Regions from separate parts of the Mus musculus genome. Here region 2 is linked to region 1. A link is a loop called in an ENCODE intact Hi-C map of the cell type or tissue named here. Cell type or tissue: heart. All regions are shown on one strand.

Evidence for each region. Hi-C counts contacts between places; a loop is a spot of excess contacts. Peaks named below come from ENCODE experiments on the same cell type or tissue, not always from the same donor. Only the 100,000 strongest peaks of a DNase experiment are listed, where the experiment ranks them.
Region 2: a loop joins it to region 1, with 3 times the contacts of the local background. A loop is called at or near these places in 8 of 42 quality-filtered maps.

Annotation. Positions count from the first base shown.
Region 1 is chr5:102,762,427-102,770,426 of GRCm38, forward strand. The region is part of intron 3 of Arhgap24 (Rho GTPase activating protein 24); the gene reads left to right. Among named protein-coding and RNA genes, the nearest start is that of Gm30396, 140 kb to the left of the region's middle. In heart, a CTCF peak has its summit at 4,096 (motif pointing left); no DNase peak of the experiment used is centred here; H3K4me3 peaks cover 766 bases; H3K27ac peaks cover 1,426 bases.
Region 2 is chr5:102,871,563-102,879,562 of GRCm38, forward strand. Arhgap24 (Rho GTPase activating protein 24) reads left to right here. Exons shown (of 10, transcript NM_029270.2): 6 at 4,133-4,265; 7 at 6,879-6,952. Among named protein-coding and RNA genes, the nearest start is that of Gm30396, 240 kb to the left of the region's middle. In heart, a CTCF peak has its summit at 3,291 (motif pointing left); no DNase peak of the experiment used is centred here.

The DNA.
Region 1 (8,000 bases):
AACAGGCTGGTGTTTGCTCATGATGTGTAATGGTTACATCAAAAACAATCTGTAAAGCACAAACAACAGATCAATCAGAAGTAGACTCAGCCATGCCACCTCCCCACAGGCCTGCACGCCTCAAGCAAATCTGTGTTGCCATTTTGCAGGTCTTTCTGGAATGTTCTAGAACAGCAGTACCTTTTAGATAATAGTAGACTTGTTGGGGCTCCCGATAACTATTCCCCTTCTAGTGAAGGACAGTTACTTTAATACAGTGACTATGTTTTACAGTTGTGCCGTATCCATCCTCTCTAGATTGGAGTTTGCAGACACACACGTACAGATACACTCTCAGTTTCCAGTGCCATTTTGTATGCACAAAAAAATAAATAATAAATCACTGAACTTCAAGCAGTTCTGTATCTTTCTTAGAATCCTGCAATGTGCAGAATTTTGTTAATAATATTCATGGATAATCTGATGCAGGTGTTACACGTCACGGCAGTTATGTGCTCAAGACCAACCTCGTCCAACTCCACAGAGTATAAACATGACACAGTTGCTTTGCCGAAAGACATTTAAAAATCTGCACTGCATGTGCATACATGTGTGGGTGCATGGGTGCGTGCCTGCGCACACACGTGCTTGTGTGTGTGTGTGTGTGTGTGTGTGTGTGTGAGAGAGAGAGAGAGAGAGAGAGATATTTGTATGTTTTACTATATTGAAGTCATTGCAGAACATTTACAAAGGCAAATAAACAAATGGCAAAAAAAATTTCCGTAGTCTCATTTCTTAGAGATAAATGCTTTCAACAAATGTTAAACATTTTAGATTTTTCTATATTGTTAGATATTGATTACAAAATTCCAATCATAATGTAGTCACTGTTTTAATACGATATGTAGAGATACACTATTACATCATGAAATATGCAACACACATGATAGTACACATACTATACATACAGTACAATTTACAATGTAAAGACAAGAATCAGCCTCGATTACACCTGCATATTGAGAACTGGACACTGTGCTCTAGGAGAGGGACCCTCAAGGTTCCACTTGCTAAAGAGCAGGAGTTGTGTCCCTGTGCACATGAGCTTCCTTGTAGAGCCCTGGATACAGCACAGTCGGAAGAGCAGCCGGCCTGCGATCACCCAGGGCAAGTCTCCTGGGTTCTGAGAGAATGGCCTGTTGTGGCATAGCCTGTGTGTGTAAGTGGAAGTAATGGGGGGATTACACTGTAATGCTTTGTTTTTATGAGATTTCAGATATGTCCCGCCATCCTGATCAGTAGGATGCCTGTGAGTTCAGGATGCCTGTGAGTTCAGGATGCCTGTGAGTTCAGGATGCCTGTGAGTTCAGGATGCCTGTGAGTGAGTTCAGGATGCCTGTGAGTTCAGGATGCCTGTGAGTTGCCAGGAGTTAAGTTCCTTCCCTTGACACTTCTCACTACTTTTTCTACCATTTTTTTTCATATCTTTCAATGTTTCTGTTTTTCTAAAATGTATGCCATCCCAAATTCTCTGCCCTCTTGTTCCAGGTTACATCAAAAAGATCTGTAAAGCAGGAACAAAACTACAAACAAGTCAAAAGTGGCTTCTGGGAAAGCCACAGTAACAACAGAGTAGCATTGATTCTTTACTCTTCCGACAGAAAAAGATACTGAGATAGACATTATCCACCTAGAAAAAAGTTACCACTAAGGAGAAACAGGAAATGATGTCTACAAACATAAAAATATTTTAAAGTCTTAAACATTTTAAAAACACTTGATAGGTAGTCCCTGTCTTAGGACATTTTGACTTCTAGACTTTTCTTTTAAATTATATCATGTTACAGCAGAGCTATGTGTTCCCCAGAAGCCATACTTTGAAGTATGGCTTGCACTTTCTTTCCAAGACCAGATCTACAGAGTACAATCTTCTCTAACAATGTTTGGCAGCCATAGAGTCACATCTCACGGTCAGTCACAGACCACAGAGGATGAAGAGCAGATGTCCTACAGGATGCTGAGCTGGGATGCTCAGCAGGTTGAATGTGTCAGGGATTTTCAGTTTATGATTTTCCCAAACTGCAGTGTTTGCTGAGCCATGGGCCAACTTTATCCAAGTGGGAAGCCATGGAGGACTTCAGGCTGGAGCCCCTGGAAGGCTCATGTGAAGCTGCAACATTCCCACAAAGAGAAAGTGAGGCAGGGGCCACAGGAGAACAAGGCAATGTTAGCTGTGCATCTCCCTCCCTGCCCGGCCTCCCACTGCCTTCTCCTTTAGGCTTTTGATGTTTCCTTCGTGCTGCTTTTCAACCTGTGATTCCAAAATCAGCATCTCTCATACAAGAGAGAATAGTAACGGTTCTAAGAGTAAGACACAGAGGATGTGATCGTGGACTTTGAGGTTGCTTTATTGCTAGTGTTGTTGGTTTGGGCTATGATAATTCATTTAGGCAGTTACTAGTCTGTAAAACAAAGTATCAAACAGAGCAGTATAATTGTTTAAACAAAGTGTCCTACCATTCATTTTAAATTTTCTAAAGCAAACAATTAAAACTTGTGTCAGTGGATTTTATTTAAATGATTATTTAACTAGATTAAAAAAAAACCTGTCTGTAGGTTTTTTATCCTTCTTTATTTGGAAGGAAATGATTTTAGAGAGAAGTAGAGAAAATAGGGGTTTTTTCCTCCCATTTGATGTATGTTGTATATGTCAAGATAGGCTTCACAGCACATTAACATAGAAATCCAGCCCTTAAGTGAAATCTGCTATCTCCACAGTAAGATCTAAAGTGAATATTTTAGGTTCGGTAGCAATGCCAGAAAGCCCAGAGAGGGAGAGTTCTTTACTGATATTACTAACTGGGTAGTTAAGATGTCACAGGTAATTTTGTTGTTGTCTTGTTTGCTTGGTTGTTTGTTTGGTTTTATTTTTTGAGACAGGTTCTTCTTTAGCCAGGCTGGTTTTGAACTCAGAATGTAGCCAAGAAAGCCCTTAAATGCCTGGTCCTGTTGCCTCTGCCTTCCAAAGCTGGCATCACAGGCCAGCACCTGGCACAGGGCATTGGGTTGTTCCATAATGCAGAACTTAAGTTGAAAAAAACTTAAATGAAAAACTGTATGCTTGCTCTTTTCCTCTACAAGTGATCTATTTGACATTTATTTGCATTATTGTATCATTTCGTTCTTAGCCAATGACCAAGGAGGATGAGGGTGGTTGCTGTCTGTAGTGTCTGAAACAACATAATGATTGCATTTGCAAGATATTCCAGTGTAAGGCCTTCTCGGTTAACGTGGGGGCGGCTGAGAGGCCTGATTTCATGAAAGCTGTTGGGCTCTATTATTTACAGATGGGTTTTTTGTTTGGTTGTTTGTTTTAAATCAGAGACATTGTATCACCAGGCAACCTCAGAGAAGATTGTAACATGTGTGAAATCGGATGAAAGGTGGAAACAACCTGCAGCCTGGGGGCCGGTCGGGAGCAGGGGCTGCTTGGTGGGAGATACTACAGAGCATGCGTTAGCTGGCCCTGGCCCTGAGCCAGTCACGTGAACAACCCACGAAGGGCTGCACTTCAGACCTCTGCTCCAGCTTCTCAGTGAACGTCAGTGGGAACAAACTTGGCATTTCATTAACATACTCGGACCCAAGAGAGCTGAAAATTTGATTCTTCTATTCACCTTAACACTACAGTTGGCATAAATGAATAGTCACCTTACATGTATGTCAAGTATGTCAAGATGAGATGGGCTTGTTTCATTTTAAGGGGTTCTTGGAGGTCTTATAATTTAAAGACATTCAAGCAAAGAAAATGCATTTGTTGTGTTTTGAAGGGAGAGTTCCATTGTATTATAGAGAACATGACTTAACTTGTTTCGTTAATTTGATGATAGACAGGACCCTACTAAAACTACAGAAAGAATACATAATATCAAACTACAGAAAGAATATTGACACACAATATCAAAACTTACCCATGGGATAAAGAATAAGGAGATGGCTCACCCGTTTAGAGAAAGTTCTGCTTTTGTAGAAAGTTTGTTTCCCAGCAGTCTTGCCTGGCCAGTCAGTCACCTGCAACCTCAGCTGCAAGAGATCTGGTGCCCTCTTATGGCTTCTGTGGGAACTGCACTCAGTATTCATGGGCCTACCTATAGACATGCACACCTACACATAAATAATTGCAAATAAAATAAACCTAAAAATCAGATCACATTTTCTGCATCTTGCAACTAGTTCATTGCTGGAAAATACCAAAGCGTATTTTCCTTAAGATTGTTGCACACCATGTAAGTTTGACTTGCCTTGTAAAAACAATGAAGACCATTTCTTGTTAAGTTGCACTTCTGCCTTCTTACCACATAAAAACCAGACTTTATTCTCTGTCTGAGGAAGTTATAAGTTAACTGATTTGTCCAGGCTATGGGAACTCAGGGTCATGAAGGACTTGGCTGTAATTTAAACTCCACTAATCACTAGTTAACCGTGAGCAGGCTAATAATTCTCATCGCTGAAAGGGATAATAGCAGCTACCTCCTAGGGTTATTATGAGAATTAATGGAGGTAGCATTCCTTCCTTAAGCCTCCGAGCCCCATGTGTTTCTTGGACACAGACGGGGTTCTATTATTGTTTCTTTTCTTGCTTCTTACCTGCCTCCCTCCTCTGTGTCTCCCACAACCTAACTTCTAAATAATGCACAAGTCATTGTGAGAACATTAGCATTAATGCTCAGATGGGTGTGCTACTGACTTAACTCAACAGTGAACCTGGCATTCCATCTCCAACCTTTCCCCTTCATTAACCATCTTCTCCAGCCCCCACCAACAGGAGTCCACCAGGATACCGGGTTAACCCTGAAACCTGTCTTGCACATGGGCAAAACAGAGTTTCAACCGGTCTGGTTCGTCCTCCCTCAGAGCCTAGATGGAGGTCATGTTGCTCAAAATTAACTCACTCTGGCCATGCAGTGACTGCCACCAAGACTGGCCACAAAGGGGACAGCAGTTCAATAAGACCTTTAACTCTATTTATAGCCCACTCGAAGCAATCATTCTCCATAGAGTGCATGGAGTCCTAGAAAATGGCCATCAGTTCACAGGCCACAACACTCAGCAGGGCAATCGGAGGGAGGAAAAAATGAAGTTAAGTGCCCTTTCCCCAGGACTCCACAGTATACAAAGCATTTTGACCCACTCATTGTTCCCACTCATCCTCACCAGCCCAGGAAGTAGACAAAGCTCACAGCCAATGCCTGCTTTGGTCATCAGGATTCTGATGCCTCAGAGAGTCATACACAGCAGGTAAACAGAATTCAGAGAATAGGGGAAGCATCTAAGGAGTGGGGCTCGCCTCTAATTCATTCGATGCACCTCAGTAACTAATTGTTTGCCTGTGGGAAAATAAACCTTGTAAGTAAGTTTCAGAAGACATTTAAAAGGCCTAATTTCGCTCCTACCTCGCTGTAAAGAACATGAATATATGAGAGCTAAAAACTGAAACCACCGATTGGGAATCGTCTATGACATTTGCATCACTCTGTAGCATACAGGCACACGTTACAGAAAAAATGCCTGGATGACGCCTGCCAGGGTTAAAACATGTGTGTAAGTCAAGACCACTCTTGAAAAGGCATGGTAGGAATTTTTATGAGAAATTTTAAATTGATTCTGTCAGCGTTGTAAAAGCCTACATCATTGCTATTTCTTTAGCATGGGGGATTGTTGCATAATTCCAGTGTGTGCCCCAAATAAAGATTTACTATGAGTTAGTATGGAACAAAAGAAATATTTTTTTCTCTCTTAAAAGTATTATTTGATTCTGGCCAGTGTTTTCATTGTATTGGATCTCTCTTAAACTTTGTTACCTACAAAATAGCATCAAAGCCCATATAGCTTGAAAAACAGAGGTGTCTAGTTAATTAGTGTAACTACACGGATGCCTGCCTGCCAGTGGTGTGTGTGTGTGAGAGAGAGAGAGAGAGAGAGAGAGAGAGAGAGAGAGAGAGAGAGGGGCAGAGAGACAGAGACAGATAGAGACACACATAGCCAGAGCAAGACAGAGAGAGGGAGGGAGAGCTCCTTGCTTGAAGCATGCCCCTGAGTTGGCTGATTGGCCCGATGCCATTTCAGAATCTCAGCTTCACTGTTCTCTGACCTCCTATTGTCCCAGCTCTGATTTATGGGACTTAGACTCCCTTCAAAGGCAAGGTGTCTGGAGTTTAGGGTCTTTACTTCTCAGCCCCTCCTCCCCCTGCCCCCGCCCATTCTGCTTGTGTTCACCTTGCAGTAACCTTGCAGAACTCAGCATTTTTTTACCTGGCTCAATAGCCGGGGACTCCACAGAAGCAGAGAGAGAGAGAGAGAGAGAGAGAGAGAGAGAGAGAGAGAGAGAGAGAGACGTGGTTTCCATTCCTGGGTGATGGAGTCATGGGAGAAACTGCATTGAGCAAACGAAGTGGGACCTGAGCCGGCTCCAGTGTTCACTAAGCCGCTCAGGGCAGAGCAGCTGCTGTCTCTCCCAGCCTGCATCTGTCACTGACCACTGAAGTGTGTGTGCAAGGTGAGAGCGGGGGTTTTTCTTTAATTTGGAAGCAAATTGCCAGGTATTGCTGTTGATTGTGCTTCATAATTGGGGGGGTCCGTATATCACCACAAATTCAGGTCGTGGATTGCGCGTGGCTTTATTTACGCCCTTGTTTGCCATCAGAGGCCATTCTGCTCTCCACAGTATGTGTCCGGATCATGGCAACAGATTCGACAGGGAGCTAGCTGCTTTTCCTCCCCACAACGTGGTCATTCAGTGTTGTCCCCTTGAATCCTTCTGTTAATCACTGCTACCAAGTGTCATAGCTGTCCTTGTACAGGTTCAGTGCTAACTGAAAGGTATGTGAAACTGATTTAGTGAAAGTCTGAAATAATATTTTTTTAAGTTCATGATGTGATGTATTCTTTGTTTACACACATGCGGAGCACTGAAACTTTCTAAAGTGGAGTCTCCTAGACAGAAGTAGTGTGGGGTTTCTATGTATTTGCTTATCATCATAAAACTACTTGGTCATCTGTGTGTTGTAGGGTGTGAGGTGTGTGTGTGTGTGTGCTGGCGCGTGTGCTCCTGTGTGAATGTGCATGATAGCACATGCTTGTGTGATTTTAAATATCTCAGAACCAAAAGAAAACCCAATAGCTCTTGTCCTCTGATGTGCTTCTCATTAACTGAACAGCGTGTAAGCTGTTTTTATGAGGACATCGAAATTGTACAACTTCAAGTGTTGTGTCTGCTGGATAACGCAGATACTGTGTGAGCTTGTGAAAGTGTGTGGGGCACATAGCACACATCCCAAGTTCCAATGACAGGAACTAAACCATGTGCTTGGGTAAACAGATGGCTCTTAATCCTTAGCCACTTCAGCATGCTAGCTACTTAAACCAAAACTATAAAGTGTATGAAGGAGGTGTACCGTTTTGTAGCAACTAAATAAATATATAGCATATATTCAGTCATAAGTCACACTTCAGAAAAGGGAAAGTATAGCATTCAGGTTTTGTCTAAGTAGGATTAGAAGCAAATTAGGACGGCTGACTAGGAAAGGGCACTGTACCAACTGAGGAGCACTTAGAAAAGAACCACAAAGCACCCTACCCCCTCACATGTTGCACTTCGAATTGAAAGAACAGTGTCATTCCTAAGGGAATTTGGGGTGAGCAAAAAGGAAGCCAAGAACAAACATTTTTAATAAAATATGCTGTCACCCTGTGGAATGTGTTTGTCTGTGCTACTTAAGTAGGATTCTGGTGCAAAGAGTAAGACCATTAACATAAACACCTTTATGTTCTTCAGGATTAGTTTACATGGAGGTGGACTTCGAAAATGAATAAGGTGAAGATGTTTGATTAGAATTCAATTCGTATGAAAGTTACTTAAAACAATCAACAAGTAACATACAATATCAAAATGGTTGTTTCTCCTGTTGTTGGTTTAGCAGAAATGTTTGGAAGCCCCAAGCTAAAATGTTACCTGGTTCCAC
Region 2 (8,000 bases), 110 kb after region 1:
AATAACTGTGTAAGAGGTTATCAATTTTTTAATGTGGTTTACATAACAAGGAAGAAATCTATGATGCACAAGCTTATGCATGTAATTTTAGACACGGAGAGAAGGAAGCAGTGTGGCAATTAGCTGTGCACGCACACTCGTATGCTTAAACGGTAGCTGTGCACGCACACATTTATTTTCCCAGTCTGGGTGTGGAAGTCCAAGGTCAGTGGTGGGGCACAGTTGACCTTGAGGGGTAGCCCTCTCCCCAGTTTGCAGGTGAAGTCTTCTTTCTGTTCCATTGTACAGTTCTCCCTCAGCACATGCACTGTGGAGGAAGGTGACTAGCTCCTGACCCACCATCCTGACAGATGAAAGACCCACCCTTGTGGTGACTTTTCACCTACCCCTAAAGACATCTCCACAGCCCCACCTACAAATACCTTCATGCTAGGCACCACGACATCCCATGTCTGGCTGTCGGGAGAGGATTGTTCAGGTCATGATGTAGTTCTCTGCCTCACAACCAGTGAGCCAGCAGAACTGAATCAGAACAAGTTATACTCAGTCTAGTCTGGACTTTGCCTGCAGGGGAAAGACTCCTTTAATTTCTGTGTAGAATTCATGGTGACACTTGTGTGGCTTTGCAATAAGCGATGTGACTAGATTTGGGTTTCACTGTCAAAGACAGCCACCAGTTTTGACATGTAATAAAAAATACTTGTGAAAAATGGCAAACTTTTACAAATAGATGCTTGGCTTGGTTTGAAGCAGCCCATTTTCTAGGACTGGTTTCCCTGTGTCTCTCTGAACTGGGGCAGAACAAAGCACTTCTACAATGTGACAGTCTAGATAAAGACACTGGCTGTGTGTGTCGCTGCTGGATGTCTTCAGTCTCGTTTGGGTCTTCTCGGGGTCTGTTGGACATGACATTATTATTTCTTAATTTCGAGGGTATTTTAGGTCCTTCTGTTGTGCTTCTTGCAGATGAGCTCTCAATACCTGGAATATCATCCTGTGCAGCTACCTTGGGAACTCATCATGTTGGGTTAAAAAAGGGATTGATTATACTGCATTCTGCACATAGTATCCAGACTGAAGACATTCTCTTGTCTAATTCTGAGGCTTAAACCTTACAAGATTTTTGTCTGTGTAGGATTTAACTTGTAATTATGGTGGCATTTGAATATATGAATGTGTGTGTGTGTGTGTGTGTGTGTGTGTGTGTGTGTGTGCTGTTGCATGCAGATGCAGATTTCTTAGGAAAGAAAGACCAGGGTTAGAGGCTGAGCAAGAAGGATTCCTGTTGTATCTCGGTTTCTATGACTAACTGTTTTATATTGTGCACAGAATATAAACAGGGCAAGACGTCCTCCAGGAAGTCTAGAGAGCACCCTTAAAATCACACACCTGCCATGTCAGCTAGAATGCACAGAGAACGTTCTGAGGCAGAACATGAGGAGGCTTGGTCAGAAGTGTTGGTGATGTCCACTTGGGGACAGAAGCCCACAGGGGACAAAAGGGTCTGTGCTACTGATCTCTGTTCCTTCTAGACCACAGCGTGAGGCAGTGAACACCACACGTTCAGGAACCATTCAGTGAGCAAGTGACCCCATGATTAATGAAGGGTGACCCACAAGAATCTATGAAAGTCCAGTCACAGAAAGCCTGAGCGAGTGAGCTCTTGAAGTACTTCATGCAGTAAGATCAGACTGCGAAGCGAAACCCACGTAGGACTGTGGATATGAGACAGGTGTACCGGTCAGCCATGGAGACTGTCCACAGCTTCTCCACGTAGGACTGTGGATATGAGACAGGTGTACCGGTCAGCCATGGAGACTGTCCACAGCTTCTCCACGTAGGACTGTGGATATGAGACAGGTGTACCGGTCAGCCATGGAGACTGTCCACAGCTTCTCCACATAGGACTGTGGATATGAGACAGGTGTACCGGTCAGCCATGGAGACTGTCCACACCTTCCCCTGTTCCCACAGCTCTTCCACCAGGGTCTTTGAACCATCTCTGTCTGCTTTCCTGCTTTCCCTGGAGATATTGGATATGACTAATTATTTTAATTCCCGCATGGATTCTACCACTGAGAAACCTGAGCTTGTATAATGACACATTGGCAAACGATTTGATGCTCCCACCGAACAGTTTGACTCTGAGGTAGCTTAGCTTGGAGCCAGTAACTAGGAAGAATTTCTGACTGTGCAGGGGACTTCAGGAACCATATTGTCACAGAACCTCCTCGCTGCCCTGCAGTGAAGGTGGGGTGTGTACAGATGTCCCTGTTGTCATTTAAGCGGGGGAGGTTTAGTCTCTTGTTATAGATTTTGTATGACAAGTCCTCTCACTTCACTTTGGGGAGCACTGAGATGTACATCCAGGTATGCTGCAGAGTTGGCACAGGACATTGATATATAATTGGTTGCACATATTAAAGTAAATGTTAGGAGCAGCAGGAGACTTTTTTCATTGAGAGAGTTGAGGCTGGAGAGTCAGTACACTACTGAGGTACAGAGGATTTTTTTTTAAGATTTATTTATTATTATATCTAAGTACACTGTAGCTGTCTTTAGATGCACCAGATGAGGGCATCCGATCTCATTACGGATGATTGTGAGCCACCATGTGGTTGCTGGGATTTGAACTCAGGACCTTCGGAAGAGCAGCCAGTGATCTTAACCGCTGAGCCATCTCTCCAGCCCCCGGATTTTTTTTTTAAAGACAGTATTCAGAGAAGCCCCAGCCTCCCGCTGCTGTAGGTAGCCAGGTAGCGGTGGCAGAGTAACTGAGAGCTTCCTGAGTTAAATCAGAGAAAAGCACTCTGGAACCTGTCCACATGAGACTGTGTTCTCCTATTTTGTGGCAAAGGAGAAGTCCAAACCAAGGATGCTCAAAAGATGCAGAAGCCCCTGACTCTACAAAGTGTCTGGGGTCTAAGAAGGCCACACAACAGTTTTGTACTTTAAGGTTTAGGCTTTAAACAAAGGTTTAACAACCTGTCACCGACTGAATGAAGAGCAAATTTACCTGGCCATTTTTGTCTTAATCATTCCTGTATAACAAGTGCCGTGCATATGTGTCATCATACCAGATGGTTATCTGTAGTCTCACTCAAAGAAGGCATCAAATATTGGTCCCGCTCCACTCCAGCCTCCTTACTCGCAGCTCAAATATGTCTACTCCCTGGGGTGTTCACAACTCAGGAACTGTACAATCTGCTAGTAGAACCATCCTGCAGCTTCTAATCATTTACAGGCCATCTCCTGCATCTTACTTTGTGCTTGCGCCATCTACTGTTCAAACGTTCTCAATGCTTCCAGCTCCACCTATTTACTTGCGTCCTTCATAACTGCATGTTTCTTAACAGCGGAAAACTATCCAATTGTGTAAATATAGCTCATCTTCCTCATCTATTCCTAAGCTGAACATCTAGGCTGTTTCCATTCCCTGGGTATTGTGAGTAGAACAGCAAGAACTTGGCTGAGCAACTCTCTCTGTAGTGTGATATAGAGTCCTCTGGGTATATCCCCTAGTGCGGTATCGCTGGATCACATGGTAAACCTCTTTCTAGTTCTGTTAAGATCCTCCACACTGATTTCTGTAGTGTCTGTACCAGTTTGCACTCCCGCTAGCAGTGAGTAAGTGGGTCCTCTCCCAGCATCCTTACCTACCTGTGTTTGTCATCAATTTTTATTATCATGGCCACTCTGGTTGCAGTATCTGCTGTGTATCTGCATATGACGAGAAGGCTAGAATAAAGCCTCTTTCTTAAGCCCCAAAGTCTTTGATATAAAACACAATAGGAGTAGACAGGCAGTAAGGATTCACAATCTGATGTATTCTTACTGTTTTCCATAACTGGTGCATTTTTTTTTTCTTGTCAGCGACACAAGTTAGAAAAATGCCTGACCTTTTAAATGTTTTCAAGCCAAACTGAAGGCTTGGCGTCCTTCCGTGTCCCTCTCCTGAGTCCTGTGGTAGCATCTACTGGGCATCTTAGAAGTGTGTGCTTCCTGAAAACTCGATCAGCTGACTCAATTGCCAGCTTTGTCGCAATTCTCTTAGGTAGACATATGGTGAAAAGATAAATAGCATCATGAAAACTCATGCCCAAAGAATGTCTCCGAACTTCTGTCCCTGCAGCAACACCGACGTCCACACTGTGGCATCCCTGCTGAAATTGTATCTCCGAGAACTTCCAGAGCCCGTCGTTCCTTATGCAAAGTATGAAGACTTTTTGTCCTGCGCCACGCTGCTCAGTAAGGAGGAAGAAGCAGTAAGTCGATACCGCGCCTGCGGAAACACGTGACTGGGGCTGTGGGTGTGGCTTATTGTCTGCAGTTTGAAAGCTTCCCTTCCCCATCCTCAAATTGTTTTAACTTGTGCTATGTGTTGACATCGCATCGGATCTTCATGTACAGCCACACTCCTGAATTTGACTCTTTCCAATTAAAGATGAAGATAGAGTTGAACGAATACACTCTCCATTCCCCAATGGCTGATGGCACTGTTGTCTCAGGCCTTCTAATCCAGGAAGGGCTGATGCCTGTTTCCTAGGTACCCCATCTTCCCATAAATGACACAAAAGATGGCCTGTGTACCAACTGGTACCTCTGCTTGTTTTGCTAAAACACTTTTTTTTTTTTTGAGAAATTGAGATATAACTGTTAAAAGTACATATTGCAGTATCTTTGAGTATATTCTCTGAGTTGTGCAAGCAATGACCAAAATCTAAGATTAGAGTACTTACATCTTTATTATCCTGTAACAAACCTCATCCTTATTATCTTCCATTTCTCCTCCTGGCACTTAAAACTTCTGATCTATTTTCTTACCTCATAGACTTACCCATTCTAGACACTTCCATTTCAGTGTTCAGTGTAGTCTTTGTTTTGTGATTCCATCTTCTATCTGCTCCTTAGTTCATTTATGCACAGCATATATCAGTATTTTGTTTCCTATAATTCCAAATTATATTCCATCTTCATCCATCCACCAGGCAAGGGAGAATCATTTACTTCCGTTATCTGGCTGTCGAATGATGCTCCTATGAATATCCATGTACCCACCGAGTTTGCCTAGACATATTTTACAGGGATCTTGTTTACTTATCTGGTAGGTAGAATGGCTGGGCTACTAACCTCTGTATTAGGAGCCCACGTGATGTTCAAATCTTACCAGCAGATAGTGCTGTTCCCAGCTTCACATACCACATTCATGTACCACAGGCTCTCCCACAGGAGAGGCCACCTGACTATCTTCTTATCTGCTGCTTCATGATTTTTGTGTTTTCTCTGGAGAACTATCTAGTCACATCACACTACATTTTACTTGCATTCCAGACATCCTAATCCCTAAAGGCCTTGGTTCCAGGGGTCCCTGAGGAGAGCTAAGCCTGTGGGTTTTGTATCTTTTACATAAAATTTTGTGTTACTTGCATAACCCATGTATAATGTATATTTTAGGTCAGCTCTAGAGAAACTAGTACAACACAGGGGCTTACAAATAGTAATTTGAGGGCTGTTAGGAAATGTTCAATACAGAAGTAGCTAGCTTTTTGTAGTAGTTTTAATCTATAGCTGGTTGAATCTTCAGGTCTGGAAGGCAACTATAATTGTCTTATTATTATTAGTGAGTTGTAAGTACAGTTTAGGCACAAATCATTTGCAAATGGTTTCTTCCATTCCATATGTTACCTCTTCACTTTCCAGATGCCTATTTTATCAAAAAAGAAAAAAATTGCTTCCGCAATTGTTGTAGCGTTTCAGTGGAATCTCACTGACCCGTTTTCCTTCCTCTGCCATTGCAGAAGCGTCTGTTTCCGGAAGAGCATACAGATTTGCTCTACATTTAGTCCCAAGGCTTTGCTTCAGTGCTCAGGTTGAGATCTGCAAGCTGTTAGGAGTCCGTTCTTGCCTATGACACGAGGAAGGGCCACCTCATCCTTCTGCACACAGACATCCAATCATCTCCGCCATGTTTGTTGGAAAGTGTGTGCTTTCAAAGTGTAACCTCCTTTGTACTACAAGAGAATACTTGTGTAGCTGTGACATAGACCATCTCTCTAGTGAAACCTAAAATATACCTTACCATGTAAAGGAAGGATAAGTCAGACCCCTTTATCAACTGACTTTTCCATGTCCTTTATATGTTAGAGTACACTTTACAATCATCAAAACCAAAGAAATTATTCTTTGTGAAATTTCTCGAATCAGCCCTCCCAATTTTTCTCTTCCTGAATGATCTAATGTAGACAAGTCAGTGCAGAGGTATTTGCCAGCAGGCATATATCTCTCTAGATCTGAGCATGTTCAATTGTGAAGGATGGTCACTACATCAATGCTGGTTTTTTTTTGGGGGGGGTGTTGGTTTTTTGTTTTTGTTTGTTTGTTTTTTTGAAGATAACTTAATTGCAAATGAAGCTATTGTCTGTTTTCAAGTCAACCGAAAACCAAGTTTTTAAAGTTCAAATAGCTTCACTTTAAAAACTGCTTCCAAAATAGTAGCTTCAGATTGCACAAGAGCTCTGAGGACTGTGTCTCTAGGCAGCCGGTTTATTGTACAGTGACCACATGGCATCTCTGAATGATATGGTCTATTGGGCCACTGTCTTTCACTGAAATGTCATCATGGGATATGTGACTGGACTTATAGAACTACTTAAAGTATCGGTGCATCTTTGGAAATGTGTCCAAACTGCTGGTTGTGATAGTAGAACATTTGCAGGGCAGGATCGTTCACTGATTCAATATATTAAGTAATATACTGTACAGTATATTAAAATAACTGCAGCAGCAGCAGAGCCCATGTGGCTATTTCTGACTCACTCTAATTCCAAGACTAACACACGAAACATAACATGTGTTTGTCTCTTCTTGTTTGTGCTCAGGGTGTTAAGGAGCTAATGAAACAAGTGAAGAGTTTGCCTGTGGTTAACTACAACCTTCTGAAGTACATTTGCAGGTAAGAATTTTCCTAAACTCAATGCCAAGACAGACAGCATTATATTCAGCTTGATGATAATTTACAGGTGGCAATGAACAACACAACCTAAGCTACGTTGGTCTCACAGAAAATTAGCAAGTTTGACAAGGTTATCTCAGAGTTCCTAAGCACTAAGAATGCCTGATTTTGTGACTTTAAAATGCCCCTTGTTTCCACACATTAAAAATATATTGCTCTAAGCAGTCAAACTTTTATCAAAGTTGTTCAGGGAACATTCCTAAAAGAGCCACATGTGGGCTGAGGAATCCAGCTTGGGAATGTGGATTCTGTCATGGACTATTTTCTTCTACACCTTCGTGCAATTTCTCTACCTTTTTGGGAGTAAAAAGCACTGGAAACCAGCTACTCCTCACAGCCACTCTGAGGTTTAGAATCCTGGGCACTGTGGCATTCACAGAAGACTTAAGTAAGTAGGACTTTCCAAACCTCCATCACACCCCTTTGTAGAGATTGCTGTGTTCAGAAATAGGTAAGACCGTCAACTTCACACCTCCAAATGCAGAGGATGTTTTAACCAACATGTGTAAAAGCAAGGAAGACTTTCATCCAAGAATTTCAAATACATTCCAGGTATTGTGTTAGGCAAAAGAAGGTCTACGTCCTCCTCAAGGAAAAGGGGAAAATAGAGGCTTGTGTGAGTCTACCACAAGCCTCTACAGAATAAAAATTCTTCTCCTCAAACACTTAGTGGATTTTTTTTAAGCTTTGTTTTTCTAAATTATTTTGTGTACACGTGAATGCCCTCTATGTATATGTGTGCCAGATAATAGCAGAAACCAGAAGACAGTGGATAGCCTGGGGCTGGAAAAATTGTGAGTCACCCAATGTGGATGCTCAAAACAGAGCAGTTTTCCTACTAAAATTGCCCCAAGAATGAGTTATTTTATGCTATTTATTCTTTAATACATAATAAAGTGAGATATATGTGCTTGCAGTTTTTCCCCAATAGAATTGACGTGTTAGTTCCCATAACATTTGAACTTAGACTTTAATAGACTATAATAGG